Regions from separate parts of the Homo sapiens genome. Here regions 2, 3 and 4 are each linked to region 1. Evidence: chromatin loops called from intact Hi-C (ENCODE). Cell type or tissue: GM12878. All regions are shown on one strand. Each heading gives the region's core, and the rest is flanking DNA. Links, peaks and the distances in the headings are about the cores only. Region 1 has its middle 250 kb from the start of SORCS1. Region 2 has its middle 420 kb from the start of LINC01435. Region 3 overlaps SORCS1 (sortilin related VPS10 domain containing receptor 1). Region 4 has its middle 130 kb from the start of LINC01435.

The links. A loop is a pair of places that touch in the nucleus more often than their neighbours do. Peaks named below come from ENCODE experiments on the same cell type or tissue, not always from the same donor. Only the 100,000 strongest peaks of a DNase experiment are listed, where the experiment ranks them.
Region 2: a loop joins it to region 1, with 2.9 times the contacts of the local background. A loop is called at or near these places in 2 of 110 quality-filtered maps.
Region 3: a loop joins it to region 1, with 5 times the contacts of the local background. A loop is called at or near these places in 2 of 110 quality-filtered maps.
Region 4: a loop joins it to region 1, with 4 times the contacts of the local background. A loop is called at or near these places in 3 of 110 quality-filtered maps.

Annotation. Positions count from the first base shown.
Region 1 is chr10:107,415,303-107,423,201 of GRCh38, reverse strand. No RefSeq gene overlaps it. Among named protein-coding and RNA genes, the nearest start is that of SORCS1, 250 kb to the right of the region's middle. RefSeq lists an enhancer at 4,607-4,766. In GM12878, for the core only: no CTCF peak of the experiment used is centred there; a DNase peak (open chromatin) is centred at 4,651; H3K4me3 peaks cover 522 bases; H3K27ac peaks cover 528 bases.
Region 2 is chr10:107,650,257-107,658,155 of GRCh38, reverse strand. No RefSeq gene overlaps it. Among named protein-coding and RNA genes, the nearest start is that of LINC01435, 420 kb to the left of the region's middle. In GM12878, for the core only: no CTCF peak of the experiment used is centred there; a DNase peak (open chromatin) is centred at 4,025; H3K4me3 peaks cover 1,021 bases; H3K27ac peaks cover 665 bases.
Region 3 is chr10:106,701,117-106,709,015 of GRCh38, reverse strand. It overlaps SORCS1 (sortilin related VPS10 domain containing receptor 1), which reads left to right. Exons shown (of 26, transcript NM_052918.5): 8 at 2,382-2,471. Among named protein-coding and RNA genes, the nearest start is that of SORCS1, 460 kb to the left of the region's middle. In GM12878, for the core only: a CTCF peak has its summit at 3,263 (motif pointing left); a DNase peak (open chromatin) is centred at 3,245.
Region 4 is chr10:108,200,163-108,208,061 of GRCh38, reverse strand. No RefSeq gene overlaps it. Among named protein-coding and RNA genes, the nearest start is that of LINC01435, 130 kb to the right of the region's middle. In GM12878, for the core only: a CTCF peak has its summit at 3,461; DNase peaks (open chromatin) are centred at 3,451 and 3,686.

The DNA of each region.
Region 1 (7,899 bases), core at 1,899-6,898:
TCCTTCCTCTCTTCTGCTATCTCAAATTTGTCTTGTCTCCTGAATCTTTCTTACCAATATACAAGTCTATGTTAGTATCCCTAATCTTAAAATACTCTCTCCTGGATTAACTTTTATTACCAATCAGTTTCTCTGTTATTTTTTACGCACAAAGTGTTATCATATCAAATCTTACATATCCATGTATTAATACATATCAAGTGTTATGTATGAAGTCTTACATATCAATCAGTTATTCATTCCTTCAACAAAAGTATTCATTAATATCTGTCACAGTCAGTGGATGAGGCACTAGAAACCAACTGATGAACAACACTGGCTTGGTTCCTGCCATCATAATGTAATGTGACTCACTGTTGGAGTGGAGGTTAGTGGGGAGAAGATACACAGACAAATCTCTCTCCCTCTCTCTGTCTCGCTCTCTATTTAGCAAAAGTGGGAACATTTCTTTGTAATGTGACTTTGCAGCTCCTCTCAATAAGAAGTAGAGTCTCTTAAGATTTTAATCCAGGCTTGTGTGTTACTTGATTTGGCCAATGGGATATTTTCTGTCTGTAATCTTTTGTGATCTTTGTAAGAAAACTGTGGCTGCATGTTATAGAACAGAAGTGATCAAGATGAAATAAAAAAAAAAAAACCCTAGAATTTGTAACTGTCACAGAATTAACAGATTCTTATGTTAAGACTCTTCCTTTACAGTTAGGGATTAAGGAGGGATTAGCTGAGTCTAGGTCGCTCATCCAGTAAAGCGTAGATTAGGACTAATAGAAATGATAACACCTCACATATATTACGTTCCTACTAATGGAGCAGGTTGCCAATGAAAATATAGTAGAGTAGTAATTTTATTTTAAAATTCTAAATTTTTTCGATGCTTCTCCTTGGTAAGACTATAAATGGCTATAAAAAATAAAATAAAATAAATGTTTCTCCTTCATTTATCCTTCCCCTCTTCTGCTATCTCAACTTTGTCTTGTCTTCTAGATCCTTCTTATCTATATACAAGCATATGTTAGTATCCCTAAACTTAAAACACTCTCTCCCAAATTAACTTTTATCACCAATCCATTTGTTTGTTACTTTTAACAAAGTATTTAAGAGAGTTATTTAGATGTGATACCATCTCAAATTTCTCACCGCCTATTCACTGTTAAACCTACTCCAAAATGGGATCTCTCCCCAACTATTTCCATGAAAACTGTTCTCACCAAGTATATCAACAACCCCCACATTGCTTGATCCAGTACAAACTTACTATTTTCATCTTACTCAATCTTTTGACCACATTCATCATAGCTGAACATGATTATCCCTAGCTCCTGTGATACTATACTCATGCAATTTTTTTATAACTCATGAGCCATTGCCCCTTGGTTATGTGTGTGTGTGCATGTGCATGTGTGCACATGTGTGTATATAAACAGGGACAATATGCATAAGTGTAAGTCCTTAATTTTTCAGCTCAATTAGTTTTTACATATGCACATACCTGTTTAACTACCACCCAGATAATGATATGGAATAGTTCCAGAGTGCTCCTTCATGCCACTTCCAAATCAATACACACACTCCTGCCCAAAGAATTAATACTATTCTGACTTATGTAAACATATATTGCAGGGCTCCCAATAATATCAAGAGATGGCAAAGTCCATTGACATGCACATTGCATGCTTCTTTCTGAGACTGAGAAGCATTTTTTATACATCCCATTGACCAAATCAAGTAACAGTAACACGGGTAAGCCTTGGTTAAAAGAATAGGAGATTCCACTTCTTGCTGAGAGAAGCTGCAAAGTCATATGACAAAGGAATTTTTCCATTTTTGCTAAAGAGAAAGAGGCACAGAGAGAGAGAGATTTGCCTGTATAAGTTCCCCTCATTTACCACCACTCCAAGAGTGAGTCACATTACATCACGGTAAGGATTAAGCCAGTGTTGTTCACCAGTTGGTCTCTAGTACCTCATCCACTGACTGTGACAGATATTATTAAATATTTATTGAAGTAATGAATGACTAAATGATTTATATTTACTTAGTCCCTGGTTTTGTAACTCCTACTTGGTGCTTAGAAAATGGCTCTAGAATAGAGTTGTTGTAAATCTGCAGAAAGAGGAATCTGAGTTAGGGGTGCATATTAAAATTCAGGTCAATATTACAAACGGACTGAGTTGTGATGACAATCTGTCCCCAGATCCGTATGGTTCCAAGCCAACGAAAGATCTGTATCCCTTTGTTCTCCTCAAACTCTCTTCCACTGTTTTGTTTGATTGTTAGTTTTCTGCTGGAGAAATTGTTTATTATTCCTTCTGTTGATTGTTAGTTTTCTGCTGGAGAAATTGTTTATTATTCCTTCTGCTTTCAATTGCATTCACTAATAATGATAATCACAGCTCTCATTCATTGAGCAATTGTAAGGTGGCAAGCACTGTACTATATACCTTTGTTACGTTCAGTGATCAAAATGTTTCTATTTATCAATATAATTTATTTAATTATTAATTTATTGTTCCTATTTCCTATGAAAAGATACTGAGACTCCAACATAACCAAGAAATTACATGGCAGAACTGGGAATGCAATACAAAAACATGACTCCAAGCTCACAAGCCTAAGCACTACGCCCTCCTGGCCTTCGTGAATACATTTGTTTGGAATTTTAGAGTTAAAATTTAGTGGAATTTATCTATAAAAATAGAATCTTGGGATGTACACAATTTCCAATGTTATCTAGTTCAATATTCAAAGTTTAACACTTCTCTCCAGTATACTTGGCAAGCAGTAGCCTGGTTATTTTTGTAATTCCTCCAGTCATAAAGGAGCTAACAACTTTACTAGAAAGCCCATGCCATTTCTAGGGTAGAAAATGTATTTTATAGTCATGAGTGAGTGAAGGAGAGAGGAAGAAAGAAATAGAGCCAAATAGATGGGCCCCACTCCCTGTATTTCAGTGAAGTGCCAACGCCTTCCTGTTTGAGATAATCCAGTTGATGTCAGATTGTCCCCAATATCTCTTATCAGGTTAGTGATTCCTTTTTTAGAGGGGGCAGAGAACGAGAGAATTGGCAACATGAAATAAAAGTATTCACCCAGAAATCCAAAATTTGGATTCTGTGTGTGTTTCCATGCACATTTGTATGGATCAGGGATCAAATAAATAAAATCTCCTTGGGGAATCATGAAGCATAAGAAGTAACTGTCTCGACCTGACCCCAACAGATACTTATACATCATTATTTGTAAAAAAAAAAAAAAAATACCAGGCTTCTCTTCCTTAGCAAAGCTGAGGTAAAGGGCAGTGAACAAGGGAGGAAATTCAGGGTGTGTCTTTGGATGAGTGTTGTTCCAGATCCATTTCACAGTATATTTTCCCTGTAGTTGGTCCCTGAAGAAAATGTTTTATTTATTTTTCCCCTTGGGCAAAGAAAACTGAGGAATGTAATTATGCTCCTGTCTGGACATCCATAAAACCCATCAAAGGATATGACACGTACAATAATGGAAACAAAGCAAATACAAATTAAGCATAACTATCTATAATCCACTGCCTTATATAAAACTTTTTAATAGTCTGTGGAACTAGTAACTGAGAAAACACAGGCCACCACTTACAGCTGTTCAAGATGTACACTGCACCAGTCCAGAAGGTAACTTTCATCTTGTTTTCATTGACAGATTTGTGTACCTATTTTTCCAATTTCCTGGCAGGTGGCAATACTGTTTTTTAAGGAAGGGAAGCCTTTTTGTTGTTTTGTTTTCCCCCTAATTCACCCAGATTTTCCCATGATGATAGGAAAATATCACTGTGCATCTCAGAAGCTATGCTCCTTACTGGCACTGGAAGATAGCCTGCAAACCAAGACATGGTTCTTTTAGGGTAATAAGCTGAGTTGCATTCCTTCAGGGTTTTTACAAGACATAAAATTGGTGTTCCAGGAAACATTAAATTCAATTGCCCTCAGATAGCCCAATACCTTCCACTGGAGACAGGTATATTTTTTTCTTCAGAACTTAATAAAACCAGTCAGCAAACAAATGGGTTTCATCTCTGACCTGGGACAATGAGCCATGCCAAACACCAGTGTTCTCCTCCCTAAGGCAGTGGGATTTGTGAACTTCATTAGTTTTAGGAGTCCAGTTACCTGTGGATTTATAGAAGTAGTGTGCTGCAGTGATTAGACAATGGGCTGGTAGACAGAGTATCTTGGTTGCAATTCTGACTTTTGCATTCATGTGACTGGCATATCAATGGCCTTCTATCTACCTCCTTCTCCTCATATGGAAAACTGAGGTGACCATATCTGCCATTCCTGCCTTTCATAATTGTGGAGCTTAAATGCATGAAGTTGACACAAATCAATGTGTAAAAGGACATTATAGATCATAATGTATTATACAAATATAGGGGCCTGTTAAATATTTTAATTTTATCTTTAAGGCCGAGATTACAAACTCTAGCAGATAAAGGACCAGTTAGATAGCTGTAGCAGCCATTAGGCTATTGACTTTCATTTTCAAAACCTCTTTCTTTATACTATTTTGTGATGCTAGGGCCTGATCTCTGAAAACCACATTTTGACTTAGCCAATTACTAGAGGCTCAGCTCACGGAGGCACTAGAAGGCGGCTGGAAGGCTTGAAGAGGATGAAAGAACTTAAGTCTTTTCGGTTTTCTTCCTGTTTCTGTTTTGTTTCAGTTTTAGTTTTCCTTCTGTTCCCATTAGTGTCCACTTAGCAACATTTCTCCATCCTAGTGACAGCAGTGCATTCCAGGACTAGCAGTGCTGGGATTATAATTTTCAGTTTGTCCAACTTTGGCAGAATAAGTCTCATCATTTCTCCTCAAAGACACCCATACCAGCTGGCACTACTTTCTGCAAAAGTCTGGGTTGCAGTCTCACCAGGCCCCTTCTCAGAGGTTGATTTGAACTTTACAGAGGCCCTTTCACATACCTTCAAGGTTGAACAAGTACAACGTTTTCCTTGATTTTCTTCCAGCCCCGGGGGGTCACAGCTGCTTCCTACATTTGCTGTCCGTGATTCTTCAATATGCAGTTTTTATTTTTCATATTAAATCCTCTCTGTTAAACTAATTGACATAAGTTACATCTCCTCACTGGCTCCTGACTAATACAGAGATAAAAATTTGTTAAGCAGGTTTGATATTTCTTGCACATCTACACATGATTTCTGTTTGCTTTACATTGCTTGTTTTTTCTCATATAGCGTGTTTTTTCATGCATACCTGCACTTGGTTTGCATAGTAAACAAGAAATCCATTTCCACAGACTTATGTGCTGTTTTTCTTTCTCTTTCTCGCTTTCTTTCTTTTCTTGTTGAAGCATAACTCTATCTTGCACTACCTTAATTTACCTACTTCTGCTAAGTATGTGTATCCAAATAATATTTGACTTTTCTCTAAACATTAGGGGAAAATTTAAGCATAATTGCCACAACAGCAACAAAAGACAACTTTCACCGGAACTTAGGACCAAGGGGAAATAGGGAGAAGTGGAGAAAGTGACAAACTAGAGAGTACATGCTAAAGGCCAAGCTTGACTCAGTTCCTGCTGATGGTGATGACGAAGGCAATGTGAGATCACTGGGGCCAGGTTCCCAGATTTTTCACAAGAAAACAAAAATCCATGTTTGTGCTTTGAATTGAAATGCTCATGACTATTTTTAAAAGAATATTGAATATTGTGCTGGATGACATTGTGCAGACTAAACAATAGCCATCAGTGCTAAGCAGTTGCCAGAGTTGCTTTACAACTTCCAAATCTTGTTTCTACCAGCCAACTTTTCATGCATCCTCTTGTACTCTCAGATAATCACATTACCGCAGAAGGTGCACAAATGCCCTGACACCAAAAAGAAAAACCCAGTTATTAACAGAAGTCATTGATCAGATCATCATGATTTGAGAAAGCTCTGTATGTATTCTCTATTCCTGAAACAATTTAGGAAAAAGTTGCTGTTGAAAGGTTTTGAGGAATAGAGGCTGGATTGGAAACATAACTCTAAATTACTGTTTTTAAATCACTTGAACATAATTGGCATTTCCTTCCAAATATGAACCTCAGAATAATAACAGTAAGTTCCAGACCCATGAATGCTATCACAGTTACAGAGCTACTGCTGGTCACTAGAAGATCTCTGGTGAAAAACTTATGGCGGACTACCATTTTTTCAGGGGCTATGATTTTGGAACTTGTTAATGGTAGTGAATTGAGCCAAATTTAGATTAAGGGATCTTCTTACATACGGTGGTGGATTGTGAAGACTATATTTACACTGAAATTATTCCAATTTTAGTTTACAATTAACTCCCCAATAAATCATTTAATAATGAATGCTCTATTGCCCCTAGTTGGTTGAGAAACTATGAAGACTTTTTTTTCTTCTTCCCTTTCAGTTTTCCTAAAGCTGTTTCAGTTGCCTAGATTCTTGCCTATGTATTATAGTTTGGATGTCTGTCCCCTTTAAATCTTATGTTGAAATTTGATTTGAATGAGTTTGATTTGAAATTTGATTCCCAGTGTTGGAGATGGGGCCTGGTGGGAGGTGTTTGGATCATTAGGGATGCATCCTTCATAAATGCCTTGATGTTATTCTCACAGTAATTAGTGAGTTCTTGCTTTATTAGCTCCCAGGAAATTTAATTGTGAAAAAGAGCCTGGCTCCTTCCTCCCATCTCTCTTTCCTCTTTTCTTACAATGTGATGCCTGATCCTGTTCACCTTCCTATATGAGTGGAAGCTTCCTGAGATCCTCACCAGAAGCAGACGCTAACACTATGCTTCTTATATAGCCTGCGGAACTGTGAGCCAAATAAATCTCTTTTCTTTATAAATTACCCAGCCTCAGGTATTTCTACATAGCAACACAGATAAACCAAGACACCATCTTACCCCATTTCCATGTGAATTTTACTGAATTTTCACTACCCACATCCCTAGGTAACCATTTTGATAGCCTTCATTGGTTTCTTTGAAAAAAATAATGTATTTCTTTCTCCTCCCTAGATAAACTTTTTGTAGAGTGGGCTTCCATAATTTCGTATTTTCTTTTCCTTATCAGAATTCTTCTAGTAAGTGTTTTCTTTAAATGTCTCTATTTTCAAAGTTTGGTGTTCAGATTCTCTCCTTCTTTCTCCGTACTGTCACCCTGGACAATTTTATCCACAAATTTATTTTTAATTATATTCTATGTGTTGATGGATCCTAAAGATATAGATTTTATTTTAACTTATTTCCTTTATTCAAGGCAAGTTTTTCTATTTGACTGCTGGGGATTTTCCCTCAAATACACGTTTCATCACCTCAAAGTCATCACAACAGACCTTATTGTCTTTTTTCAACCAGTTCTGTTTGTCCATTGATTTCTGTTATCTCTCTTGCAGTTAAAGCCATTCAACTTCTGCAACAACTTTACTTCTTCTCTTCTCTCTCATAAGAGTCAGTCAAAAGATGTACTCTGTTCTTGCCTTTTAGCATTTTTCAAGTCTCTCTAACTTCCTCTAATAACTTCCTCTATTCCTACTAATAGAGACAGGAGGCAGAAAACCCCACCTTCAAACCTAAAATAGCCTGAAGGCTGAAAAACCAGACTGCCTTCCTGGATGAAGGCCCCCTTTTTCCTTGAGGGATTCTTTCTGAATAATGCCCACCTGTGTACTGGGAGGACAGGGCGGGGCCTTGGGAAGTTCGCCCAGTTTGCAGAGGAGAGGAGCCTGGCCTCTCCTGTTCCTGGGTGGTAACCTGGGATTCAATCTGTGAGATGGGGGCCTGTTAACAGGAACCCCTCTTGCTCTGCTGAGTTTTTTTCCTTTTTGCCCAATAAATTCCACTCCCCCTCACCCTTCGAAGTGTCTCTGAGCCTAATCTTTCATGGTCATGTGA
Region 2 (7,899 bases), core at 1,298-6,297, 240 kb before region 1:
GCTTTTAGAGCTGCTTTAGCCCAGGGCCTCAGACTGCTACCATTTGTGGCATCAAGTCAGATTGAACAAATTCCTCTCTGATAGATTTAAGGTCAGCTGAGACCCAGGGAAAGATTATCCAAAGGGCTTGAAGATTAACTTATCTTCCTGTCCTCAGTAGGAAGTGGGTAAAAAAAAAAAAAAGGTCAGTGAATGAAAAGTGTCAGCATGTTGAATCTCATAAATCTATCAGAAACCTTAACTCTCCATGTACATGAAATTAGGCGAGTCATTTGTTTCCTGCAATGTTAATATGAATTATGTCCTGTGCATTATAGATAGGTCAACTGCTTTCTAGCTGGTAGCCAATCTTTAAGAACACAGGGATGTATTTTACAGTAATTTTAATCTGCTTCTATTTCAGTGCTTAGGATGCCAAGTAGCTAAGCATCAGATTAAAATAATAATGTATAATAGGTAAGTGCAAACTACTTTCAATTATGACCAATAAGATGTAATTGGTGATATTGAAAATACTGCAAATTGCATTGATTTTTACCTCCAACTGAAAAACTTGATGACACTTTTGCTTTCAACCTTACTGTTTCTTTTTTATGAAACAATCTGTACAGTGGAAAATAATACTTGTTACAAGTTTCATATACGTATCCTTGCTGTTTTGCTGAAGGAAATGAACTTGGATATAGGTGATCTGCAGCAACATTGTAATAATGGTCAGTTAATAAATGTCAACTTTTCAGTGCCTCCATGTGTTCCGATACTGGTTGTGCATCAAACAAGATCCCCCAGCAGAGAGGAAATATAAAGGGTGGGATTCAGCCCACGTTCCAGTTGCCAACTTAGCCACTCAAAGGAAGAGATCCTTTTTTCTAATTTACACAAAATCACCCTATGAGGAAACAGCAGGTCAGCTCCTGGGTGCCAAGAACAGACCAGAAGCTCTGCAGACTATATTATATTTAAAGTGCACAAAACCCATACAAGGTGTTTATTCATTTATGCACCCTGGTGATATGGGAACTGCTGCTCAGAGAAGTGAAACCCAGCACCACATAGCTGGTGCTTGGGCATGTTGAATTTCCAAACCTACCAAACTTATTTCTACTGGGCTTATTTCTACTGGGTCAGAAGGCCTCTACTGCACCTCAGGAAAGCTTTCTTAAGAAGAGGTGCTGTGTCATCTTTTAGATGAAGTGGAAACAAGGTGGCTTCTTTGTGGCTGCCCAGCCTGTTGCAGAATGTCATTGCATATGCTTTCCCTAAAGCATTCTCAGAGCATCAACCGCTGTGCACTGACCCTTCTTGGAAAAAAATGGTATGTTTGCACCTCAAATTATGGTTCAACAGCAAAACAATGGTTCTTTTTGTAATTAGAACTCATTTTGTGGACAGGAAGAGAAACTAGCTGAACTGAAGAGGGTGGTTGGAGAGAACACTAGGAAGGCTGAATGCTGGGCCTCAGGAAGTGCAAAACATTGACTTCTCTAAGCTTAATCTGCTTTGCGCATGGCTTCTCTGGATTTCTCTCCTCATCTGCTTCATTCTATTTTCTTCATATGCTTCCTCTGAGACTCTCTTTTTTTTTTGAGACGGAGTCTCGCTCTGTCACCCAGGCTGGAGTGCAGTGGCGTGATCTCGGCTCACTGCAAGCTCCACCACTCGGGTTCACGCCATTCTCCTGCCTCAGCTTCCCGAGTAGTTGGGACTACAGGCGCCCGCCACCACGCCCGGCTTTTTGTGGTTTTAGTAAAGACGGGGTTTCATTGTGTTAGCCAGGATGGTCTTGATCTCCTGACCTCATGATCTGCCCACCTCAGCCTCCCAAAGTGCCGGGATTACAGGCGTGAGCCACTGTGTCCGGCCTGGGAATCTAATTCTTTGTAACTCTGTGTGCATGTAGTCTAGTACTGTGAGTCCCAATCTTGACTTTAGAGCACCTCTCACATCCCCTTAAGATTTTCCCTCCAAGCCTCCTCCTTCAAATTCTCAACTTCAGGGATCCCATCGACTTAGTCTTCTTTCCAAGCAAGACATTCCACTCAGGTGTCTTCTTGAATTATATTTAGCTGGTGCTGATTTCTTCATAGGTTTGTTGGAAGAACAAGAAGAGGTAGGATTGGGGCATCTGGACATGCACTCTGAGGTTATGAGAACGGGGAGCTGACATTAAGGGGCATAGATTGGTAGTTTCCTAAAATAAATTTAATGTACTTTCCAGACTCTCTGGCTCATGTTAAACTTAGGAAGCATCACTTAATAGATCCAATCCATGGCAAAGGCTGCAAGAGCCAAAGTCCTATTTCGAGGATGAAGCCTGAAGAGGACAGAATAAATGGTCATGTCTATAATCCAAGCATCTTGGGAGGCCAAGGCGAGAAGAATGCTTGAAGCCAGGAATGTGAGACCAGTCTGGGCAACAAAGCAAGATCCCATCTCTGCAAAAAATCCAAAAACGTTAGCTAAGCATGGTGGCGGGTGCCTGTAGTCCCAGCTACTCAAAAGGCTTAGGCAGGAGGGTCACTTGAGCCCAGGAGTTTGAGGCTTCCGTGAGTTTTGATCGCACCACTGCAGTCTAGCCCAGGTGACAGAGGAAGACCCTGTCTCTAAAAATAAACAAGATAAAATAAAAACAAAAGAAGAAATGAGTCATAGGATAAAGATGGAGATTTCTGTAAAATTTTTGAAAAATAAATCTGGCTATCTTTATTTTTTGATGTCCCTTCCACTGCCACCCCTAAAAAACTCTAGCCTTACTAGGATCAATTGCCAGGGGACCTGAAGTGCCCTCAGCCAACTACATGTCATATCTGAAATGATTCCAGGCTCTACATCCCACCATCTGCTTAAAACCTTCCTTGTCATCTGGTCCCCTCTGCTGCAGATGTCTCTAGCTTCTTTCCTCCTCTTGAGTAGCCTGTGTAGATTCGCAATCAAATTCCAGACAGCCTCCTTTGCTCTGACCTGGCATAACCCTAAGAGGTAGCTTCTCATATGAATTATTGGGCTCCACCTGATCATATCCATCCTTGCCATTTTATCTTTATTTGCCTAACACGTATTAGACATTTACTTAAGTCAGACACTGGTTAGTTCTTCTCCTGCATTAAATCCATTTACTTTTCAAAAAGATGCCATATGGTAGCTCATATCATTGTCCTTATTTTACAGAGAGTAACATAAAGTTTTAGAGAGATAAAATATATCTAAGATAGCTCAGAAACTAGGGGGCCAAGATGGGAATTAAAGCCAGAATATGGAACCTATTTTCTTATGACCCACACTGTGTTGGGCAGTGCTACAGACCAAGACAAAAGCACCTAAAACTGATTGCATTTCCTGTGTATGAGGAGTCATGAGCCTGTTTCCCCAGTTGTTACATGTTTGGATGTGGTTTGTCCCCAACGAAACTCATGTTGAAATTTGACCCCCAATGTAGCAGAGTTGAGAGGTGGGCCTAGTGAGAGGTATCTGGGTCATGAAGGTGGATTTTCTATGAATAGATGAAGACCTTTCTCCTAAAGGGGTAAGTTCTTCCTCCAGAGGAATGGATTCATTTGCAAGAGAACGAGTTGTTAAAAAAGAATCTGAGGCCAGGTGCGGTGGTTCACGCCTGTAATCCCAGCAATTTAGAAGGAAGAGGCAGGAGGATCACTTGAGGTCAGGAGTTCGAGACCAGCCTGGCCATCAACGTGAAAGCCCGTCTCTACTAAAAATACAAAAATTAGCCAGGTGTGGTGGTGGGCACCTGTAATCCCAGCCGCTTGGAAGTCTGAGGCAGGAGAATTGCTTGAACCCAGGAGGCGGTGGTTGCAGTGAGCTGAGATCATGCCATTGCACTCTAGCCTGGGTGACAAGAGCGAAATTCCATCTCAAAAAAAAAAAAAAAAGAAAAAGAAAAGAATCTGGCCTCCTTGGTTTTTGCTCTCTTGCTTCCTTTCTTGCCATGTGATCTCTTTACACACAGCAACTCCACTTTCACTTTCTGCCGTGAATTGAAGCAGCCTGAGGCTCTCACTAGATCGGCTGTGCAATCTTAAACTTTCCAGCCACCAGAATCACAAGGCAAGCAAACCTCTGTTCTTTATAAATTACCCAGTCTTGGGTATTCTGTTACAGCAGTATAAGCTAGACTACGACATTTGTCTAAGAGTGGTCTCCCTACTTAGGTTTAAGTTTCTTGTGTGCAGAGGCAATTTAAAGGCACAGATCGAGTTTTCAAATATTTGTCTCATGGGACCTATGCCATATGTCAGCTTTCATCACCATCAAAGAAAAGCTGCCACTACGGAGTGTGTGTGTATGTGTGTGTGTGTTTTCTACTCAGCTTCAAGCTGGATTGCCTAGTATAAGGAGATTTAGAGTTGTTTCTCTGAGATTTAGACTAACTAGCAATGATTAGCCATCATCAAAGCCTAGGTTTTATTCTGGAGCAATTATCACTGTTACAAGCAGGAAATGTGATTATATGGCTTATTGTTTTCTTCTGATGATTAATTTATTTGGGACATTTGATGCTGCTGCTGCTGATGATAATGATAATTTGGCATTATCAATAATAATAATAGTAATTATTATTTGGCCCTGCCAAAAACCTCTAAATTCCTGCTCCTTTTTAAATGGAACACCATGTAGTGAAAAACATGGCATCTGTCATTTTCACTGAAAAAAATAAAAATCTGTCCTTTTAAGCCATCTCAATTGAAGGCAGAATTTAATAACATGCTTTTCCTGACTGCTGGGTAATTGAAAAAGAAATAAAAATAAAAAACTTTTAAAACTCTAATAAGTAAGAAAGGCATACTTCTTTATCTCTACACAGACCCCAGCCTTCTCAATGAGGTGATCTGAAAACCACTCAGGCCACTATGCTCTAAGGTAGCCAAGATGGATGAGAAAAAGAAACCAAGGATGGCTCTGAGCCACATCCTAAAATCAAGATTGTCATCTGCCCTTAGCACCCTGTTAGCTAATTTCTATGTCTGGGACAAGGCCATTAGAATTACCTGTATCCCCCTCTCCTAGCACAAACACACAGGCACACACTGTTCCAGTTACCTATCACTGCTACTTGAAATTTTAGTAGCGTAAAATAACAACCACTTCATTAGAGCTCACATCTTTGTGGATCAAGAATTTAGGCAGGCATTGGCTGAGAGATTCTTCTGTTCCATGTGGCATTGACAAAAGTCACTTCTGGTATACGGCTGGCAGACAGAGTGGCCTAGAGAGTCCACAATGGCTTCACTCATAGGCCTGACACCTTTCTGAGGATGGCTGGAAAGTTGGGTTCAGCTACACCTGTGGTCAGGAGACCCTACATGAGACCTTTCCAGCTTGGAAGCATCAGAGTAGACAGACTTGTTATGTCGTGGCTCATGGCCCTAAGGATGACTCTGTCAGTGAACAAGGAAGTCATTGTATGTTTTATGTGGCTTACACATGAAAGTTACATAATGCCCCTCTGCCATACCCAATTGGTAAAAGCTAATATAAATACATCCATAGTTCGGGGTATAGATCTCACCTCTTAATGGAAGGAATATTGAGGAATGTGTGTCCATGTTTTGAAATTGCCACAATTATGTACACACAATCTTTTTCATTTCAAATTCCAAGATCTGGGTATGAGCAGGAAAAATGTCCCAGCTGAAAGGAGTCAAAGTTCATATCTTTCTTCTTTCTCCATCTTGCCTTCATAATTGACTTCTTTCTATCTGTCTCAGTTTCCATAAAACCTTACAACATAAAGAATATTTATAGCTGAAGATATAGTCTGGAACTCGCTCTGCTAATTTTGAGTTGTATGACATTAGGTGAAACATTTGCTGTTTTAGCCTTAATGTCCTCATCCTGAGAATGGAGATGAAAATACCCTCTCACATGTTTTTGTAAGAGCAAAACAGGATAACATACGTCAAAATGCTTAACAGACATTACTGTTTTTATTGCTTTTATTAGAGAGAAATTTGTATATTGTATAAATAGTATGCCCCAACTTTAAGAGTAACTAAAATGTAGAGGTGGGGAGATTTTACCTTAACCAAATGAGCGACGTCTTGGCTTTCTGGGAAATTAAAGAAGCAACAAACTTACCCTTCTCACATTTACATTTTATTTAATGGAGGATTTTTTTCCACTTTCCCTTTCTCCTTAATGTTTTGTCTTATTTCAAATTTGTCAGATACTATGTGATGTCAGGAAATAGTCCTAAGAAGCAGTTTAGCTCTGTTGATGGTGAAGTGAGTTGTTTCTCTTCTCTCACTGCCCCTGAATCCTCTTACACATTACAAGTTGAAATTTGAACACAGTCTTTTGTGGTAACTCAAAAGGATCTCAGGCCTATAGAAAACAGGTAGGATAGATTGTTAGGCCAGTGAAATTTTGATATTCTCCCAAATCTTACCAATAACTAGCTGCTGATTTTTTTTTCTTTTCTGTCATAGGATAGGATACTCCTTTAGCAAAGAAATGAGTTTATGTGGCTCAGGTTCAAGTATACCTCATTATTGTGGGATGGTAGATGAAGGAATTAGCAGGCTTTTGTGTAATGTTAAGATCATGAGCTTTGGCATAAAACAAACCTGGACTTAAATTCTGGCTCCACCAATTACTAGTCATATTGCCTCGCACAGTTACTAATTTCCTAAGCTTCAATTTTCTCATCCAAACAAATGATGATGTTAATAGCATCTTTCTCATGAGGTTGTTGCAGGATAATTGAAATATGTCACTCTGCACTGTATCTGGCGCTCAGGGCATACGCATTAAATCATGGGTGATACAATGAAATCGCTGAAATCACTGTTATTAATAGTTATAATTAGTAATAATAATGTTTATATGTAATAGTTAAAAAACCTTATCTAGCCAGGACTTGTAAGTTATTCTCATATTTCACTTAGCTCCATATAAGCCTTGTCCTCTTTCATTCCATTTTCTCCAGGGGCTTCCTGCAAGTCACCTGAAGGCCTTCTTTGAAGGGAGCTGTCCTCCTCAGTGAGTCAGGCTGAGCACAAAAGATTGTAATTTCATTAGATTGGTGCCTGGAACAGCAAGGCCAAATCTGATCATCAGATTACTCAGAAAATCTGTCCCTACAGAGATATAGCCTGAGTTCTGCCAGGAGAGGACCCATATTGTTTCCTTTAAACAACAGCTTATTCATTATTGATAAGATCCAAGGACATCTCCATCATCCACTACCCTAATTTAATAAAATATCTTGTTCACTAAAGTGGTGGTGCACAGAATGGCTATTGATTCCAACTTTCAGCTGGGGACAAACTAATTTCCTCTGAATAGGGATTTTACTATGATAAAATGAGATGAATGCTTAAGTATTTCTTTTCCTGGTCCATGGAGTCACAATTGCTTAAAGCAATCAGAGATAGAAAATTTAAACACCACCAAACGAAGAAAATATTCCTTATGAAACTTCTGCAAAGAGGAAAATGAGCAAATACCAAGACCTGTGCCTCCAAATTAGAACCCACATCTTCCTATCATTCCCAAATTTAGTGTATTGCTAAGCAAGAAAAGACAGGGGCACACTGTATCTAACTCTTGCTCAACTCTTGTTAGAAAGACCACTTGGCAGACCTGGGGAGAAGCCAAATGTTATATCCTATGTGGAAACTTAGCCAAGAAAACCAGTGTATTAGTCTATCCTCAATTAATTCGGAATCCAGTAGGACAGCAGGCCATTGCTGGGCATCTCAAAATCTCTAAAACATTTTATCTGCCCTTCCTCTATTCTCCAAATCCACGCATTATGGAAAGGTACTGCCACCCCCGCCACACCCAAAAAAGGCATGTATCCTTTGATGTATCTAATTCCCCCCATTCACTCTGGTTAAAGAAGCAGCTACTCTATTTGATACTGATACTGATTTTTCCCCT
Region 3 (7,899 bases), core at 1,089-6,088, 710 kb after region 1:
AATTTCTTTGGGCTGTGTCCAGAGGATCTTATCAACATGGGGTCATGAAGGCATCGCACAGAGTAGTGAGATTGTCTCTAGGATGATGCACAGTACGATCTGTCCCCCACACCTGCATTCCAAAGAAGCTCCCAGTTATCAAAGGGACTGAACAAATATGTCAGTCTCTTTCTATCTGGGAAAGGGTCAGCCAATCAGCCCCCTCCCCAATACCCACCTTAAAAGTGGAGAAGCAGGAATGGGAAGGGAAGCTGTGGGGTGGCTGGAGATAGTGGGAGGCAGAGGCCAGGGGGAGAGTAATCAGCTTTTATTGTCATGCACCAACTGTGATTAGAATAAAGACACTTCAGAGCAGATGTATTCAGCCAGGTTTTTCACCCCCAAGAGAGTGGAGAACAGTTTAAGAAGCTGACGTTTCCTGAGTTGTTAGTAGAGACAAGAAGCAAATACGCTGCACTGCTTTTCAGCATTCAAGGAAAAATTTAAGCTTGTTTGGACAATGCATTTTAAAACTCAGTTACCACCTTCCATGTTAAAAATGACAAAGGTACAATTACTAAATAGCTTATACGTATATATAAAAGTATACATATATATATATAAAGACCCATTCTAGACAGTATTACATTTATTTCGACAAGAAATTGTGATTTGGAATATTTAATTACATGCTTTGAGGATGCAATTTGTTTAAATGCCTACCACCCTGTGTACTTATAAAATGTTTCACATATGATCACACACATACACACACACACACACACACACACCATTTCTTTATTCTTCAGGGAAATTAGTAATTAATACTCTGACAATTTCAGCATCAAGTTGTCAATGGACATTCGAATAGTTACATGTATTGGTTCTGTCTATAATAATTCATTTCTGTATCAGTGCTGCTCCCAGGAACCTTTTCTGGTTTCTAATAACACTTTGTGATCCACATCTATGACTTACAAATGAGAATCAATTCTGCATTTGGAATTTCACACAGTCTTTACCCATGCCACCATGAACATCCTGTAACCCCTCACTAGACCTAAGAGGTCATCTGGCCACATGACGGTGAAGATGATAACTTTCCAAGTCACATTCCTAATGTGATGAACATGCGCATTTGTTGACATTCTGAGTATGCAGACTCCAGCTGTCATTGAAACTCCAGGCATTTAGAGGGGTTAAGAGTGGCTGTGTAGGAGAGAGAGAGAGAGACGTGGTGGTGCCCTTGACACTGTGCCTGCAGGTTGCTCATGTGCTGGCTGGAGACCACACCTGCCCTCTCTACCTGCCCTCTGTACCTTCCTGCCCTCTCTCACACCCACCAGGATTCTTTGGGCTGCATGCTTTGGACAAGATTGGAGGGGAACTGGCTGTGGTGGCACCTGCTTGTAGTCTCAGCTCCTGGGGAGGATCACTTGAGCCCAGGAGTTGAAGGGTGCATGAGCTATGATTGTGCCACTGCACTCTAGCCCTGGGCAATAGAGTGAGATTTAGCTTTAAAAATTTTTTCAAAAAGGCTGGGCACAGTGGGTCATGCCTGTAATCCCAGCATTTTGGGAGGCCGAGGCGGGCAGATCACCTGAGGTCAGGAGTTCGAGACCAGCTTGGGCAACATGGTGAAACCCTCCCCCCCACCATCTCTACTAAAAGAATACAAAACATAGCCAGGTGTGGTGGCAAGGGCTTGTAATCCTAGATACTCTGGAGGCTAAGGCAGGAGAATCACTTGAACCTGGGAGGCGGAGGTTGCAGTGAGCCGAGATAGTGCCATTGTACTCCAGCCTGGGTAACAGCAGTGAAACTTCATCTCAAAAAAAAAAAAAAAATTAAATTAAATAGAAGAGACCTAGATTGAATTTGGACACCAATCCTAGCCTGGTTTTCCATCTAATATGCCAGCACTCCTGTCTGTGCCATGTGCCCATAATCATCAGTGTAACACCATCAAACTGGAATTCAGTGCCCAGAGATGTGAGCCTCCAGCTCTGCCACTGTTTGGGTTGGGCCATTTCATTCTGATATGGCACAGGGACCTACTTGTAGGGTCATAGACTTGGGTCTAGAGACCTGGGCTGGTGATGGCAATCAGCCAATGTACCCCATTTGAAAAAAATAACTCAAAATGTTTTCTGGCATCTGAGTCACAGTGCAAACTTAAGAATTGTATTTTTGTCCAGTAGGTTCAGTTTGGGCCGCTGACCAGCTCATATGTCTTTATAAGTTGTGTTTGAACTGAAGGCCAATTCTTTACACTTGTCCGCAATAGACATTAATGCCATTTGTTGTGTTGGAAGCTTCCTCCTTCCATTCAGGTGACTGTTCTGTGACCTGTGCCTGTTACAGTAGCTCGAGCTTCTTACAGTCTTGTTTTTATGATCCAGCTGACATCAGGAGGGCGGCCACATTACTACGTGTCCTACCGAAGGAATGCATTTGCCCAAATGAAGCTTCCGAAATATGCTTTGCCCAAGGTATGGCCTAAATCACTTTCTTCATTTCACTCTTGACTCTCATTCACAGAAGCCAGCCTCCATCCCTTTCCCAAGGACTCTTTCAGCCTCTCATAGTCATGTTTTCTTTACATCTCTCATCTCTGTTTCCCAAGTTTGCTCTGCCTTACTGTCTCTTTGGTCAGTCCTATTACCCTCCTCTTGTTTCCTCCCTCCCTCCCTTCCTTTCTCTCTCTCTCTTCCTTTCTTTCTTTCCTTCTTTCTTTCTTTCTCTTTCTCCTTCATCTTACTTTCTTTTTTTCTCTTTCTCTTTTTCTTTCTTTCATCTTACTTTCTCTTTTTCTCTTTCTTTCTTTTTTCTTTCTTTCTTTCTTCTCTGTCTCTGAGATTGTTGCTATAGGAACATTCATATGAATTTTAATAATTGATTTGCTTTTCAATAGTAAAGATTTTCAAGCCATATGTATTGGTTTTCTAACAAGACAGAAAATATTTTTTGGATGTGTTATGTATCAGTGCAACAGCTGCCGTCCATTTCTGTCCCATTTGATTATCAGTTGTTTACTGAGCAGTGATGCCGTGACGTGGCACCAGCCTTTGCTTTCTCAGCCAGTCAGCTCCCTGTAAACTTATGAGACTGGTTGTCTTTAGAGTTCTGAGTCGCAGCTAATTTTTTAGACTTCCCCAAAGGCATATCCTTTGGAAAACAGAGGCAAACAAAAGTTAAAGACCCTCAACTGTTGACATCCCCAGGCTGTCTTTCCAGAAGTGCTGAAGAACTGCGTTAATATGGAGCGCCACCTAGTGGAGGTCAAACTGACTCGGGAGCTCAGAGCTGTGTATTTGCGATCTTGCTGCCATCGTGATGTATTTGAAGTGACTAGGAACTGTAAATGTACTGTGCCTTAATCTTAGAGCAAGGGAGATGCATGTGGCTATAAGAAAGGGACTATGCAGGTTTAAAGAGAGTTATAGCTCAACTTTGAAGCCTTTGGGTTGCACAAAGAACATACCTAACTTTTTTTAATTGAGTTGCCATGCCTCTTTCTCTTATATTTTCATCCATCACTTTGTCGTATGTTGTCTTGAACCAACACCAGATAGCTGCCCAGGAAGTCATATAATAGACATAACACAAGGACACAGCACGCCTCCTCTCCCGGGAGAGCCAGTGGTAACAGATTGTTCTGGTTTCTCCAGGATGAATTCTCTTTCTTGGCTACCACCCTTCCCTCACCCTAACGTAGTGAAAGGTGGGATGTAAGCCTCAGCCCATTAGAGGTAATAACACACACTGAGTTGCACTATTAACTTGAAAGAACTATAGCTATGTTCGTGGTTGTTATTTTCAGCTGCTGAGAGATTAATGACTGTGGTAATTATCCAGAACTGTATGTATGTCTGTGTATGGATACATTTAAGTTCTTGTTGTTCTTGATTTGGCTTAAGTGTTTGTTTTTTTTTTCTCCAGTAAGACAAGAATTTACAACACTTAAGTTGTGCCTTAGATGAGAATTGGATAACATCACTATGTAAAAGGAAAACTGAGTGTTGTTCAAATTACCTCTGATAATCTCTTAGGAAGGTCTGTCAGAGAAATGAACATGTTAACTCAATAAATACAACAGAGCCAGGTTTTGTTTTGTTTTTTTCCTCTTGAGCATTGAAATAAATTGTTGTTTCTTTGATTGACTAATAAATGAAGTAGTTGACTTGCAGGATTTGCACCTTAAAAAAAGAATTATCCTCAATGTAATGACATGCTGCTGTTGTTCAAGGGGGATGTGGAAATGGAGACCATATCCTCATCTTATGCGCACTCTTGGGAATAAACTGTTTTTTGTTTTTGTTTTTGTTTTTGTTTTGTTTTGTTTTTGAGACACAATCTCGCTCTGTCACCCAGGCTGGAGTGCAGTGGCGCAGTCTTGGCTCACTGCAACCTCCACCTCCCGGGTTCAAGCGATTCTCCTGCCTCAGCCTCCCGAGTAGCTGGGACTACAGGAGCGTGCCACCAAGCCTGGCTAATTTTTGTATTTTTAGCGGAGACAGACTTTCACCATATTGGTCAGGCTGGTCTTGAACTCCTGACCTCGTGATCCGCCTGCCTTGGCCTCCCAAAGTGGTGGGATTACAGGTGTGAGCCACTGAGCCTGGCCGGTAATAAACTCGTTAAGTGACATAAGTTTTGGTGGAAATCAAATGCTATTTGTAGCATAATTGAGGCTAGAACTCAAGTCTCCTGACTCTCAAGGTAGTACTTTTTTATATTATACTTTCTTAGTAAATTAATAGCTTCTGTTATTAAAACATAGCATCATCACCCCATCAAAATTCCATATACTGTCAGGGGCATTAAGAAGAAAATCCCATTGACTTAAGGAGCCCCAGAAATCATAGTTTAAAATCAAAGAAATGTTTGTAGACTCATTGCTGGAGGTTTGGGAAACAGATACTTTGCATTGCTTGTTCATAGCCATCACACAGATCACTGCTGACAGTTGCCCGCAGTGGCATCTAGCCAATATGGAAGGAAAAAGTTTTACTTTGAACCCAAATTTGCATCTGTCTTCTTCCTCCTGTTCTCCCAGAAGAGCATGTTCCATTACTCAGTCTTATCTGGGTTCTGAGGGTAGAATGCAGTGATTAATTTAGCTTGTTCCCAGAAAAAATAGGGGCTAGTACAGCAGATGAATGTATTATTTAGTCCGGGTGGATGTTTATTATTTAAGGCAATGAGATTCTTTATTACAATCCCATTATACCTTCAAAAAGAAACCCCAGCTTGGGTGGAATGATCTGCAACAAAGGTGCATATATTTCATGGCCTGTCAGGGCTGGTGCAACTGGAAATGAACAAAGCTTCATGCCGACCAAAGGAATTGAGACAAACCAGCACTTTTATGCTCAATTTTCTTTAATCACCCACTACCATTGTATCAACTCCTGAAAGATCATAGTCACCCTGAGCTGTGCTCAAAAAAATATTTACTAATAGTAAAGAATGACAGTGGGTAGGGAGATTTTAATATTGCCATTGCCATTAAGAGCATGTGGCCCTCCAGACAGGGGAAAGTAATGAGTTTTCCTTCTTTTAACTTGCTGGGAACCCATTCTGAGCTACTCAAGTGAGATAAATGAGGCAATACATACGAAAGTGCTTTGAGCATTTTGGAGGACAGATACTCTATAAAAGCAAGGTAATATTATTATTAGTATGGATCTAGTTGTCTCCGTGGTGGAAGATCGATGTGGACCAGGATGCAGGTGATGTGAAGGCTGCTTGATTTGCAGCAGGAGACCTGGATTAGGGACCCAGATCTGTCACTAACTTGCTTTGAAACCTTGGGCTGGTTTGTCAATGTCTCTTTTCTTTATTTTTTTTTTTTTTAAATAAGGAGCTTAGATTCACAACAATATTTTCTCATATGTGTTACTTAGAATAAAATGTCCTTAGTAATCCTTCCTGAGAATTTGGTTGTGTGGTCAAATATGTCTGAAAAAAGGAATAAACTTCATTCTGTGTTTCTTGCCTAGAGAGTAACAGTAGCTCACTGGTGTGTTGAAGGTTTAGAACATCCAATAAGCAAGAAAGCTCTTTAATTCACCATTAATTAATATGTTTTACCAAAGGATCCCTTCCTCCTTTTCAAGTCTACTAAAATCCTAACAACATTGTCGTCCTATGGAGCAGACTTTAGAAAATGCTTCAATACAAAATCTGTAAGATCACACCTTGCTCTCAAATTCTGTGATTCGGTTAAAGCATTCAACATAAAGTGCCACATTGGGAGAAAAAGCGCATTTCTCCCAATAGAAACAGGATTTAGGGAAGGAGAAAAAAGAAGGATAATATATAAATATTTTAAACTTTTCAATTAAACTATTTAAGACCAATATCATTTGAAAATGGCTGTACAACATAATTACATGAAACAAAGGAAGGATTGGAACTCAGCTCATATCTAGAGATGGCCATTTTAATCTGTTATCATTGTGTGATTAGTTCTCTAAGTGACCTAGACCACAATATTTGATACATCTGTGTTTTCCTATCCAAATCTACAAAATAAAGTCTTGGGAGAAGTGGCCGGTATAGGTGATGCACTTTACTCTTCCAGCCTAGGATTATTTAATCAAATGTCTATTGTGAGAAACTCAGAGGTTCACCAGTGCAGAGATTCATTGTAAATCACAGAAGTGGGAATTAGCTATGCGGGGGTCAGGTTATTGTTGAGATATTTTAACTTGGCTTCAGGGATGATGCTGCATCTTACTGACAAAGAAGGGAAGATGAATTGGGAATAGTTGTTTGATGTTTCTCAAGGCCAAGGTAAGGATTTAGGTCTTTACCCTATAGGATGGGGAGCCATGGGAGGTTTGGTTGTCAAGGCAGGAACAGCTCTGGAGCTAATTTCCACAGACAAGTCTCTCCATTAGAAAGAAACCAAACACTTGGGTATAGCTTCTCCTGGTTCAAAGAATTTTAAATTTTATTTTAAACAATAACAACAAAAACACTTGGGTGAACCACTTTCTTATCGTGTATATAGTTAGGACTTGAGTATTTGCGATAAACAGAAAGGTCACATGAACCTAGATTAATCAACAAAAGGGATGTAAGGGCTCACTTAACTGAGAGTAGCTAACATACCTAGAGCATATGCTAAGTGCCAGGCACTATTAGGAGTGCTTAACACTGATTAACTGATTTCATCCTCACCACTCCATGGGGGACCTATTATCCTTGTCTCTATTTTGTAGATTGAAATTATGAGACACAGAGTTTCATTCACATGGCTAAGTTATAGAGCCAAGATTTGAACTCAACTAGTTTTACTCCAAAGTCCATTCTTCAGCCACTTTACTAGACTGTCTTCTTTAACTGAAAAGTCTGGCGGTGGGATGAGCTTCTTAAATGTCCACATTTAGGGACCAAAAAAATGTCACAGGATTGGGCCATCTCTCTCCATCCGCTGAGCCTGTTTTCATCAGGATTGGTTTCATCCTTTACCTCCAAGATATATCTCCAGCAGATCTGGAGTTTTCTTTTTTATTCTTACTGCTTAAAAACCAATAGTGAGATACTAATTTTGTCTCTCCCTAATAACTCCGCAGTCATTCCAGAAACATGTCATATTGACCTTATGTGGGCCACCTGCCCATCACCTATTCAGTTGCTGTTGCCAGAGAAATGGAATATTCTGAAAGCCGGTTCTAAAAGCTCATTTCTTGTGCTGCTGGTAGAAGAAAGTAGGAAAAAGTTTAGATTTAATATAGAAATATATCTGAGAGGGATGAGGCTGTTTTTCAAAAAACATCAATCCATACACTTGGACCTGTGTCTCCTCAGGTTCTGCATCAGATTGAAAATATTAAAAAAAATACAAAGTAATACAAATTAAATAAATGATACAACTATTTACATAGCCTTTACATTGTATTAGGTATT
Region 4 (7,899 bases), core at 1,562-6,561, 790 kb before region 1:
GTATTTGATGAATTATTATTATTTTTTAAGACAGAGTCTCGCTCTGTTGCCCAGGCTGGAGTGCAGTGGTGCGATCTTGGCTCACCACAACCTCTGCCTCTCAGGTTCAAGTGATTCTCCTGCCTCAGCCTCCTGAGTAGCTGGAACAACAGGCACACGCCACCATGCCAGGCTAGTTTTTGTATTTTTAGTAGAGATGGGGTTTCACTATGTTGGCCAGTCTGGTCTCGAACTTCTGACCTTGTGATCCGCCCGCCTCAGCCTCCCAAAGTGCTGGGATTATATGCATGAGTCACCGCACCTGGCTGATGGATTATTTTTAAACCTGCAGTTTTCCTATGGGTATATCAACATTTGCCTCTAAAGAAAAATGCAATGTATTTAGACTTCAATGTCTTAATATTGGTGTAATTCAGATCCATGGTTACTTGATGTATCAGAATGAACTGGAGTCTATTGCTTTCTGATCCCATCACATGACTCACACGTCTTCAGTCTCAGGAAATTCATAAATTATCTTTAAGCCTCACATTCTTGCTCGAGGAAGTCTAGCAATTCTACTTTATTTACCTGATAGATCATGCAAGGTATAAATGAGAAGATGCTTTTGAACTGCAAAGTACAATACTACACAAAAGAATAAGCCATTTAGAGGTTAAATTAAATGCAAATAATGTAACAAGTATAAAAGAATGCATTATTTTACTTCAGAGAAAATATTGTTTTCCATTACTCTGGGAACATTGTTGACACCCTAACAATAAATATGCTAATGCAAGCCTTCATGAAGAGTTCCCTAAACAAAGTTCTCTCTGTGGAGCATTTTCCTGTAACATTTTGTTTGTCAAATTCTAGTTATTGTGCCTTTTAAATATGGCTCAAAATGTGTTTTTCCACCAATTTAAATTGATTTCCATTTAATTACTTCAAATTAGTGAGCTGGTATTCTAATCACATTCACTGACTTGCATCACATCTGGAAATGTATGTTGAAACACAAACACCTCTGCCTTCTAGAAATTACAAAAAGTACCCCTTCTAAAAGTTTTCTGAACTTCCTCTTTACCTAAAAAGTTACCATAAGTAGAAAATTGAAGAGACAGAATAATGGTCTTTTCAGTCCACTCATTTATAGCAATTTATGGTGGGGGAGGGGCAGAGACGTATGTCTTATGTTACCCACACCTGTGTCTCAGCTTCCAGCCTGAGGTCATTCCATAGCATATACTTCAGTGAGTCCAAAATAGTGTGGTGGTTAATTTTAGGTATCAACTTGGCTGGGTTAAGGAATATCCAGATAGTTGGTGAAACTGATTCTGGGTAGGTCTGTAAGAGTATTTTCAGAAAAGATTAACATTTAAGTCAGTAGACTGAGTAAAGAAGATCTGACTTCACCACTGTTGGGGGGCTGGAGGGTGGGCATTATCCAATCCATTGAAGGCCCACATAGAACAAAAAGGGTGAGGAAAAGAGGGTTCATCCTCTCTTCTGGAGCTGAGACATCCATTTTGTCCTGCCCTTGGCCATCAGAACTCCAGGTTCTCCAGCTTATGCTCTGGGACTTATTACAGTAGCTTCCCAGGATCTCAGACCTTTGGACTCAGACTGAGTTATACCATGAACTTCCCTGGCTCTCAAGCTTGTAGATGGCATATCATGGGACTTCTTAGCCTCCATAATTGAGTGAACCAATTCTCACTATTATCTATCTATCTATTTATTTATCTTCTACTGGTTCTGTTTCTCCGGAGAACTCTGAGTAATACAGTAAGTTTCCCTGGCACTCATCTGTTAGACTTACTGTGAGTCTAGCCAATCTTCTTTGCAAAAGCAATGCCAAGTTATAGTCTCCCAGAATCCATTCTTAAACATGTTTACAGAGAGTACACCTAGCACTGGTTCACCATGCAGAAAATAGAAGGTAGGTGATTGTTGCTAATTAATAGTCATGTATTAATAATTGGCTCAATGCATGATCAAGAGAGGTAATGTGTGAATTAAGCTATCAGTACCTCAGAAATGGACAGAAGAGAAAAGTCAATGAAGAATATGACACTGGGGAAGTCTTACTAAAGGAAATTGAGCCTTGGAGCGAGCAGAATTTAAACAGGATAAAATGTAAGAAGTATCCAAGTTAGAATTGAGGGGTGAAACTTTTGAGGGCTTAGGGTGGGTATGTATCTTTGACTTATTTTTTTGTACTTTGCTTTGCAGGGAATGAAATTCAAATCTGTGATTAATTCACGGCCTTACCTTTTTTACATAGTTGAGATGACACTTAATTGTTCAGATTGACATTCAGATCACATTCTGGGACAGGTATTTCTCTTTGTCCAAGGAGACAGCTCCTCCAGCCTCTACTCCATCTATATTGTTTCTAGAGGTATAACATTTTCATGGGACTTCATTCCAGCTAAGTTCGATTGGGTACTTGACCCAAGCTGGGGCAATGAGTGTCTTCCAGAGGAAAAACAATATGATCACTCTCTCCCTGGGACTAAATCTGTGAGACATAAAACTAGGCAGCTCTTGGCAGTTGTGTTTTGGCCATGAGGAGAAAGCTGTTCTGAGGTAAGATAGAAGAACAAGGCTAACACAATAAAAAGAGGATAGCATCTTGATGGTTCTAATATTTCTGAAGTCCAGTTACAAAACTGTTGGTAAGTTCTATTGTTATTCCAGCAAATTCCCTTTCTGAGTAAAAAAGTTCACGTTTTTGTTAATTTGTCTGCTACCCTATTTGTAACCAAAAATCATCCTAAATTATACATTGCAAGTTAGAATTATATAGCAAACTTAACAAAAGGTCCAGGGCCTGGTCTAGTCTATATAATGCCATGTAGTACCTTTATCTGAATTAGAGAAAGATGCCGCCTCTGGCCAGGTACAACTCCATCGGGGCTGTGTTGATGAGGAGACCGCAGACTAGATTCCAACTCTGCCAGCCTCAAAGCCAGATGCACAACCATATGCGGGAACCCTCAGCCTGAGTTGTAAGCACCACTGTGGTTTAAAGTCTCCCTCTATTTCCCAAACAGCTTATCCTTTACTGTGATTTTGTAGCTTGCATAAAGCATCTTTGGATATTCACAGAGAAAGTCTGTGGATAACGACCTCCATAATGACCCACAAATAGGAGAACTTTGGGTGAAGACAATGGATAGTGCTAAATGAGTAAGCTAAGGAGTCGTGTTACTTGAATCTTCTGCAGAAAAAAAAAAAAGTTGATTCCTAACACATTAACACTTTTTTACATTTACACTTGGCTGAGTCACCAAATTATGTTCCCAGGAAAAATGCCAATTGGTATCTAAAAATTATATTACAAAGTAAATGAAGTCATAATACAAAAAAAAAAAAAAAAAAAAGAATGCTCACAGTAGAAAAAGCTATACTTGGACAGGTCTACTTTAGCTTTATGGCCTGCATAGGCATAGCTCTACTCATAGAGGGCGCTCTTCCCTTGGCCAGGTCTGGGATTCTGGAGACACCAAATAAGGCAGCTTCAATTCTCAGTGAAAGTAGTCGAGAAAGTCTCCAAAACAAAAAGCTGATTTTATTTGCATCTTAAAAAGGTGCCCTTTTCCCCATGGAGCAAGGATCTTTAGAATATATAATCCTTTTTGTAAAAATTTCCTTAAAGAATACAATTTAGGTTTTTCACTCAGAGAAGGAAGAATGTTCTTAAACATTCAGGTTTGCCCAGGACTGAGGGGTTTCCCAGCACAAAAGACTTTCAGAGCTAAAACAAAACAAAACAAAATCTCTAGGCTTGAATGGCTCCTAAAGAAGAGCTGAGTGAAATAAATGCAGAGTGGTCCCTTCCCACCATGGACTTCCAGAATCCTAGCTGCAGGAGCCCCCATAACCCCCACAGACATTTGAGTTGGCAGGGAAATGGCCCAGAGAGCAGACAGACAGAGCTCAAATCCACCTGGAGCCCAGGTGGTTTGGCACGGGGACAGCTGCAGTGGAACACAGCTATAGGCGCCCATCAAGGCTCTCCATACTCCTCCAGATAGTTCTGGCCTTTGTTCACTGGTGGACATGGACAGAGCAGGGCTGTTTCTTGCAGGACCAGAGCACGTCTAATCTGCACATCCCCCTGTCACCAGCTTCTCTGAGTCCCTGTCTGGCCACACTGGCTCACAGTGCAGCCTCAGCTGCCCTCCCAGAGTGCTTTTGCCAGTGGCCACCATTATACAACTTTCACTGGTGACCCCCGCTGCCTCACTGAAGCAATTTTGCTGATGACCCACTGGAGCACTTTCACCTATGACCTCATTGCCACCCTACCAGAGCACTTTCATCCACAACCCTCAGCAGAGTGCTGTTGCCAGTGGTCTGGGAGCACATTGGTGCTCCCCCACAATAGCCAGTTTTCAACCTCAAGGGAACAAAGCTGTGGGCCTTGTCCCGGCACCCCCGTGTTAGAGCACATAACCCAGGAGTGCCAAGATGAGCCTTGGGTCTGTGAAAGCAACCAGAAACAAAGCCATTTGACTATGCTTATCTCGTACCACAGTCAAAACTCAAGGGCAAAAAAAGAACATAAAAGCAAAAAGCCATATCCAAAGGACAGTAACATCAAAGGATAAAGGATCATCTGTCCTCACAGATAAGAAAAAACCCATACAAGAACTTTGGCAACTCTAAAAGCCAGAGTGTCTTCTTATCTCCAAGTGATCATACAAGCTCTTTAGCAATAGTTCTTACCACGTTGAAATGGCTGAAACGTGAGACATAAAATTCGGAATCTGGATGACAAGCAAGCTCAACAAGATACAGAAGAAGGTTGAAACTGAATCCAATGAAGAGGACACAATGATCTAAACGTTGAAAGATGACACAGCCATTTTAAAAAAGAACCAAACTGAACTTCTGGAAATGAAAAGTTCACTATAGGAATTTCATAATTAGAAATATTGACAACAGAATTCACCAAGCTGAGGAAAGAATCTCAGAGCTTGAAGATGACTCTTTTGTATCAATGCAGGCAAACAAAAATATTTTCCTTGTGAAACTTTCCTTATTACCTCAGGACAGTGTTGGTCACCGTTTTCTCTAAGCTTCTATACCACTTTGTATATACCATTATAAAAGCATTTATTAACAACATAATTAAATTGTGTGCTAGTTATATGATTGTACATCTGTTTCTTTGATGGACTAGAAGTTGTATGACTCAAGGGACCATGTCTTATTAATTCCAGCTGAATTCATACATATTACAGATTATTAAAGAAATAATGTGAGTAATGAGTATTCATTCAATTAAATAATAAATCAACAAAGAAAGAAAGCAGCTGTACTTTAAATCATTAAAAGATCATTAGCGTGGTAGATTTGTATTACATCAACTTAATTAGGCTTGAACTGTGGTTTCCAGAATTCTCTTTTCTGGATATTTGTTGTACATGTGGCAGAGTACAGGAGAAATCTTGTAATAGATTGGGAAGACAAAGAGAACCAGGAGTCACCTTTTGTATTTAGATTCAGACGGCTGAGAGTAGTACACAGGTACTTTTGAAGCTCGAGTATGGCGTCGGTCACCTGTTATCCCACCTGGTTGATATAGGGCTGTAGATCAACGACCGCTATTGGATGCCCGCCTTCAACTTTTCAGTTTCTGGGTCAAGTAGATATTTAGTTTCATGATGAAATGCATCACTTTCTCCTCCAGTACACCTGTGTCATAGAAGGTGGAAGCTTAGAGGCAATGAGAGACTGACCCCAGTTCCTGTTTACCATGGGTACCAGAACAACCTTGCAGATTCCACTTTGCCATTGTTTGCACCATTCAACTTTTGTCTACCTGCCCCTTTAGATTTTAGTTTCTAATACCTGCCCCAGAAATGGCCACCTCAAAAAGACTGTTTAATAAGCTCCCACCACTACTTAAGATCAATAGCTAATTTTAAACCATATGTGTGTGTGCATGTGAGTGTGTGTGTGTGTATGTGTGATCCGTGTATCCCAGTGATTACAGTGGTTATGCTTTTCTGTGCTAATCTTGACATGGTATCACTAGCCACCAATGGCAACAAAGGCTAAAGGTTTAGATTTTCAATAACACCGGATTTCCTAGAAGGGAGCAAATTTTGTGTTTTAGAGCATTAGAGAAATCTGCTGAACGAGAGAGACCTGGCATTGGGTCTTAACATTCGGAAAGAGTATAGAGAAGAGCCATTTGGGACACCTTGTGAGATAATGATACAAAAGTATGTTTTACTAATTCTTAATACTAACTATTATAGACTAAATTGTAACACACACACTCACACACACAGACACACACATACACACACACAAATGTTAAGTTGAAGCCCTAACTCCTAGTGTCTTAGAATGTGACCTGATTTGGAAAAAGGGTCGTTGCAGATGTAATGAGTTAAGATAATGTCATCCTGGAACAAAGTGAGCCCTTAATCCAATATGAATTGTATTCTTATATGAAGATGACCATGTAAACACAGAAACACAGGAAGAACACCATTGACAATGAACAGAGATTGGACTTATAGGAAGGCTCAAGCCAAGGGATACCAAAGCTTCCTGGGAAGAAGTAAGTAAGGATTCTCCTAGAGTTTTCACAGGGGCATGGCCTAGCCAACATCTTGATTTTGAACTGCTAGCCACCAGAACTGATGTTTTAAATATCTTTTGTTATAAAATATGTTGTTTCTTAGGGCTGCTATAACAAAGCACCCCTCAAGTTTCTCTCAGGTGTCTGCAGTCTAGTGGGTGGTCTAAATGGCCAAGCACAACACTCGGCTGTATTTTTAATGCAGGCCAACAATAGCAACAAAGAGATCTTAACTTGGAAAGTGGCACAACCACAGCAGAAGAGTTATTATTTATGTATTTTGCTTACATAATAGTCCAAGGCATGTGTTTCTGGTCAGCTGATAACTTTCCTCGTTGTGGTGATTCAGGAATTCAGAAGCTTTCATCATGTGATCTCTCTATCCCTTGCAGTATAATCTTCATGTACGTTTGGTCATGGCATAGCAGAAAGAACATGGAGAGAATCATGGGGGTATGTCTATTAATCAAATCTAAAAGTGGGGCTTTCTGCTTTTGTTTATTGGCTAGAACTAAGTCACATGGTCGCACCTACTGCAAGCAGATATGGGAAATGCAGTCTAGCTTTGTACCCAGAATTTTTTTTTAAGGATTTTCCCTGAATAGCTAGCAGTCTGCTACTCAGGGCATCTTGTTTTAGTCAATAATTCCTTCTCCCTCACTCTAACAGTCATTATCTCCCCCAAAAGACTATACCAAGTTGTCATCCTTATCCAATGTCTGGAACATGACATGTTGTACATCACAATCTGATCATTAACTATGCTGATTTTACAGGTATATTTTCCCCAAAGTAACACTTGCTGCATGAGGTAATACAGGGATCTGCTGATCTTAGACTGAATGTCATATTTCAAAGAAGAGTTGTCATCCAATCTAGAAATAGTTTAATTAATTTCTAATATTTTGTGTTTCTGTAAATACAGTGACTATTAATAACAATTGTTTCATTTTAACTGCTATTAAGCAACCTCTGAAAAATCACAATTTGACTGTAATCTCATTATGTATTAATAGGATTGTATACTTGGTATTTTACTAGTACTTTATATATAAATCTTAAAGAAAACCTAAAATAATATGTTATTATTACACTATTCTAATCCAGCAGTGGCCTAGATACGTTAAGTAATTTGTTCTAGGGATTTGAATTTGTGTTTTTCTAGCTTTAGAGCTTATGCTATTTATTATAGAACATAATTCATTCTTTTCACATCCCAGTCAAGCATTTAAAATACACAACATATTGTAATTGGGTCACCATGGACATGGAACTGCATATTTTTGCCCATCAGACCTGCACTAAATTGAGGG